Regions from separate parts of the Mus musculus genome. Here region 2 is linked to region 1. The links are chromatin loops, found by intact Hi-C in ENCODE. Cell type or tissue: left cerebral cortex. All regions are shown on one strand. Links, peaks and the distances in the headings refer to the core of each region. The heading gives the core; the rest is flanking DNA. Region 1 overlaps Astn2 (astrotactin 2). Region 2 overlaps Astn2 (astrotactin 2).

Region 1 (2,920 bases), core at 318-2,817:
ACAGCTGGGGTAATAGGGCTGTTACAAGATGAAATGATATATCCTTTGTGCCAGGTCTTATTTATTATAGCCATCATATCCATTATCCTACTCTGTTGGTCATCTTCCTTCATAGTCCTATATTATGATAGAAGAGATACAAGCTAGAAGCAGTGCCTGATATAACCCATCTACCTAGGAATGTTTCTAAAAACTGGTTTGAATTTTTATGAGTAAATAGTTGTTAGACAATGACAGAGGCATAGAGACTTTTAGGCAGGGAGTCCAGGAGGTAAACAAATTACATGATATAGGAAATAACAAACGTAAGATGGAAAGTGACTTGGTTCCAGACTATGAGTGTCTACCTGTGAAGGGCAGACAAAGGAGGAGGTGTGGCTTTCTACTGAGTGCTGCCCTTGACTCCTAGAAGGACAACTTAATTGGCAAATTGGTTTAAGAAGGAAACTAAATTAAGAAGTGTGGAGATGTCCTTGGGGAAAACGTTCCACACGTCCCACTCTGTCCTCAAGGAATTTAGTGCTTTATTTTATTTTATTTTATTTTTAACTGAGGTGTCTTGACTTTTCCATAGGGAACTCATTAACACCTTGAAGAAAAAGTTCATGCATGTTCAAAAACAGGAAACAAACATCCTATAGGGGGAGGCAGGAGAAAAAGAAGACAGAAAACAGGATCACACAAGAAGAATTCAAAGACTAGAGTTTCTGATGCCAGAGAAAGGAATGCTCAGAGGGAAAACATGCTGATGTCAAATCTCAAAGGTTGTGACAAGATAGTGAGTAAGCAAAAGAGTCGGGGAACTGAGTCAGACAAGAGTGTGAGACCTTCTGATAACCTACATCATATCTTGAGTATCGGTTCCTCAGAGTAAAAGACAAACTACTCAGCAGTTTTTCAAAACTATCCTGACAGTTGAGGATATTGCATATGAGGTACCTAGTATATAACCAATCCCCAACCCACAGAAGTAGTTGATAGTACAGACACCATTGCATTGTAGAGATACAAAGGTGGGGGAATGACTCATTTTGCATACATCCTTGGACCTGAATTGACAAATCTAGTAGGGTGGCCTTTACTTATTTGAACTTGGCCTCTTCCTTCTTATCACAAATCTACTTGATGTATAGCTTGGAGAGTTGCAATCTCCTCATCCTATTTCATATCATCCTTCTTACTATTTTCTGCCAGTGGATATTGAATCTGTTTCATGAACTTAGTACTGAAGACAATCCCATGTAATTTACATGGTCCATACCACATCTAGTTGTCAATAATTTCTGTCTATGGGTTCGAGTAATGCTCCTTGGCAATATCAGCTAGATCTTTTTTTTTCCTTCTTTCTTTCCAGAACTAACTTCTTAAAATGTTCTTAGACCTGGTTTATACTCCTAGCCATCTCATCTTACCATTATTCCACGGCTCTTTAAATCGCCCCATTTTATTTTATGTACCTTTCCTTATCTGCATCTTTCTCCTTAGACCACAAATATGTTCATCTCCCCAGACTCACCCCCTCCTTAAACTTTCAGTTGCCGCCAGCTACCACCTTATGTCTTCCATTCACAGCCAGACTTCTAGAAAGAGAAATCTATGCAAATGCTCTCCACTTCTTCACTTCCCACTTTCTCCTCCACCCACTGCAGTCTGGCTTTTATACCTCTCACACACTACCTCTTCCAAGGCCAAAAGTGCACGTGTTTGTAGTTATATACACTTCGATCCAGCTCTATATTCAACAATACTGTTTACTCTCAAAAATGTCTCTGACTCCTTTGGGTAGCACATCCCTAGTGTTCTTGCTATCTTTTTTAGAAACTTTCACCTTCTTATGGACTGAGGCTCATTTTTCATGTCTTTTCTTCTAACACATATTTCTTGGGCTATAGAGTCCCTGAATGTTCCATGAGTACCATCTACCAAATCTGTATCCCAGACCTGAGTCAATCCTCAGAGATAAGGACAGAGTTATACACCTGGCTACAATAACCCTATTTGTTGGAAAATGGGCTTTCTAATCAAATCCCAAATGGACTCATTTGATAGTAACAGAGTTTAAATGAGATTTTAAATAATCATTACAGACAATAGTGGCATCTTATTCCAGTAGGACTGGTGAAACACAGTGGTATAAACTGGGTAGTTAAGATAGATAGATACATAGATAGATAGATAGATACATAGATAGATAGATAGATAGATAGATAGATAGATAGATAGATAGATAGATTAAGGAGCTCTTGGAAATCCAAGATCATGGCAGGTTCTTCATATTGAAGACCCTGTTTTGGGCTCATGAAGGACAACTCCTAGCCATATTGTCACATGGTAGGATAGTGGATCTGCCTTGGGCATCTTTTATAAAAGTATTAATTCCATACTGGAAGGTATTTGACGCCTCCCAGGAATCTCATGTTCAAATACAGTCACTTTACTTGAGGAATCACAATTTCAACCTGTAGAATTCAGAAAGACATAAATATTCAGAGCAAAGCAGATGTCTTGAGTGAGTACAGGTGATGAAAGGAACAAAGGCAGATTCTTGAAGAATGTGGATGCAAAAGATCCACCCAAGATGACAGAGGAATATGTAAAGACAGGTGAGATATTGTTGAGTCTTCAAAAGAATGTGATTTGGAGGAAGGCTTGGTCAATGGCATCACATGTTGCTCAGAGACAATGGAAGAGGAAGAAGGGAACTAGGTCACTAAGCAAATTGAGGTTCTCAGCAGTGACACTGGCAGAAGTTTGGGGAAATGCCATGAAGTACTAATTATAATCCTTTGAGTGTAGATGAGAGACAAGAAATTGGGACAAAAGCTGGCCTGACCAGGGTCACAAATCCCTTACTGTCAGCACCAGCACATGGTCACCTTACGCTCAGAGTCAGCGGATACACCCAGGATCCCCTAGAGGA
Region 2 (2,920 bases), core at 254-2,753, 140 kb before region 1:
GAAGAGTCTATTTGGAGGCCTGAACCTGTTTGTCCCAGAATAGCCAGAGATGCTTTCTGCAGTGTTCTTTGCCCAGATTCACATAAAGTAATGTTTTCTTACAAATTTCTCCTGCCTTTTTAATTTTTCCCACAACACTGAACAAAATGTTTTCCGATCCCTTTCTGGGCCGAGATGCAGGATTTATTTCTTAGGTATAACTGGTTTGCACATGTTTCCTTTTCCTGACTCTTATTGCACGTGCTATGTAGCAGCCCCCAGAGGGCCTGGGCATATTCCATTGTCCTTGGAACTCTCAAGGAGAAAGACAGGGTTTGTAGTCATTCCTGATATTCTGCAGCTCCAAGATAGATCTTGGTACACACACACACACACACACACACACACACACAGAGAGAGAGAGAGAGAGAGAGAGAGAGAGAGAGACAGACAGAGAGAGAGAGACAGACAGAGAGACAGAGAGACAGAGAGACAGAGACAGAGACAGAGACAGAGACAGAGACAGACAGACAGGCAGACAGACGGACAGATGGACAGATGGACAGATGGACAGACAGACAGATAAACACATAGCCAGATAAACACAGCTATATAAACACACACAGACATACACTTATACACACACACACAAACACACACACACACACACACAAACACACACACATGACTCAACACAAGTCCCTCCTTAGAAGTTGACTGATATCTGAGGCTTTGGTGATCTATGGAAATCTGGCTATGGGAGGGAGAAATGGAATGGAAATGATGGCAGAAAGCTACAAAGAGTCAAGCTCATATTCAAAGTAGAGATCATTTCCCACTCTCCTTTTTAAAGATGTGGTCTTCCTAAGTTCTTACAACTAAAAAAAGAGCAGAAGGCTCACTTAGCTATTCCATCTTTTGTGGATGCTTTGAGTGTTGTGACTATAGGGAGGGACACCCCTAGGCCACCCAGCTGAAGGAATTCCTAGTGGGCTCATTTGAGCTTCACAGGTTCTGGTTGCTTTGAAGGTATATTTTGAGAGATAAAACACATTTATTGTTTTGTTACTTCTATGTATAGCTTTCGATAGTTAGTCACGTTGTAGGTAAGATAGGTTTCTGTTAGTTCTTTTGCCCTCAGCACCTGGAATGTTGGAGGAGGGCTGTCTGTTTGACAGGACTGAGCCAAATACGTGAGTGGGAGGCACAGAAGGGAGTATTCCTGGCCTTTCCTACCAGTGTTCAAACTCTCCATTCTGAATGCTACAGAGAAGCAGTTGCGTCTTTAAGAATAGAAAGACTACTGGTCGGGTATAGTGATTGCTGTCCTGTATTCAAGGCACGTTGCTTTCCTGGCAGATTCGTCGGGGCCTTTCTCTTTTTGTATCCTGTGCATGTCTTGGTAAAGTGCTAAGTGTTTTGTGCTGTTACAAATGCCCCTTTTGTATCACACCAACCCCTGCTGGTGGCTCCTAGCCGCTTACAATAGGTTGTACATTTATTTCCGCTAAGACATTTCAAAAGGAACACACGGTCTTCTGTACAGGAAAATCTGCCTCCCCCACCTCCTTTTCAGCCCTCCCAGAAGTGAAGCCCAGGATTAGCTCCCTAGGCTGTCTTTTTCAGTTTCCTGAAATAGCCAAGACTAGAAGAAGGGAGGTGGTGGGGGGATGAAGCCTCCAAGGCAAGGGCCAGAGATTATTTCAGACAACTGGTCATCACTCTCATTCTCTACAAAACATGGTACCCTGGAGAGCATTCAAAGGACTGAAAGGGGCATTCGCTGGATTTTATGATCACAAAGAGCCAAAACAAGGAGCTTGACTTTTTCACCAATTGCAGAGGAGCAATCACACACACACACACACACACACACACACACACATCTCAAGATTGAAACTACAGTGTCCATCTTGTGTTTATTCCTGTGAGCCTGTTTGTCTTTGAAAGTTTTAAAGAAACTGTTATGATTTAATTTGTTTGATCCCACAGGTCCATTTGATTGCTCGGTGCCTAGCTAGGGATGCTGTTGCAGGAAATTGTGCAAGCTTAGGGACATGAGGCTTAGCTGGTCTTCCAAGAAAGTAGGGAACAATAACAGCAGGTTATATTCCAGCACTGATTCCAGCCCAGTTTTTCTGCCTCCTATCTGCTGAGGTGTGAGTAGCAACATCATCTGTTACGAACAGGATCTGTTCTCACTGGCATGCACTCCTTGCCTTGATGAACTGTATCAGCCCTGACTGTGCTGTGCCAGGGGCGTAGTGGAAAAGACTTATGTCTTTGCACAATGTCAGAGTATACCGAGTCACAATAAACTCACCAAATAAGGAGGCTTCAAAGGCATCTGTTTGCCTGATCATTACACTTTTCCTGGTAATCTGGACTAGGCAAATGTGGGTTCTTTTATTCCAGTCTTAATTACCAATACTAACTGTCATGGTCACAATGAACAGAACATATATCTACATCTGTGTGTGTGTGTGTGTGTGTGTGTGTGTGTGTGTGTGTGTGTGCATGTGCACACGTTATAAAAGTAGATCCAAAGGGTCAGAGAGGCTGCAGCAGAGTTCAAAGGTTTCAGAAGGGGGCTGATAGAAATGTAAATAGTGTATTGATAAAACAAGGGACCCAAATCGCAGAGTCAGATCACTGTGGACTTAAAGCTGAGAGCAAGTACGCCAAATTGAATTCAGCTTGAAGGTAAGCTGGTTGGACCAGGTTCAGAGCCAAAACAAGGAGACAGATGATGGACAAGAGGTCAAGGCAGTGGGAGTTGATGAGGCCACAGCAACATCAGGGACTGAGCCTTCCTGAACTCCTAAGGATCGTTAAGAGTTTTCTGTGTGTCTGTCACACTAAGTGACAGAACAAAGGTCAGTGGGTGCCATTGTCCTCATAGTGCTGAGTGTCTATCTCTTTATGTGATCCAAATGAAGAA

Evidence for each region. Peaks named below come from ENCODE experiments on the same cell type or tissue, not always from the same donor. Only the 100,000 strongest peaks of a DNase experiment are listed, where the experiment ranks them.
Region 2: it touches region 1 in a loop (1.8-fold over the local background); 1 of 42 quality-filtered maps calls a loop at or near these places.

What each region holds. Positions count from the first base shown.
Region 1 is chr4:65,694,124-65,697,043 of GRCm38, reverse strand. All of the region lies in intron 13 of Astn2 (astrotactin 2), which reads left to right. Among named protein-coding and RNA genes, the nearest start is that of Gm31533, 68 kb to the right of the region's middle. In left cerebral cortex, for the core only: no CTCF peak of the experiment used is centred there; a DNase peak (open chromatin) is centred at 1,612; H3K27ac peaks cover 470 bases.
Region 2 is chr4:65,838,230-65,841,149 of GRCm38, reverse strand. The region is part of intron 10 of Astn2 (astrotactin 2); the gene reads left to right. Among named protein-coding and RNA genes, the nearest start is that of Gm31533, 210 kb to the right of the region's middle. In left cerebral cortex, for the core only: CTCF peaks have their summits at 1,446 (motif pointing left) and 2,139; DNase peaks (open chromatin) are centred at 1,466 and 2,093; H3K27ac peaks cover 1,294 bases.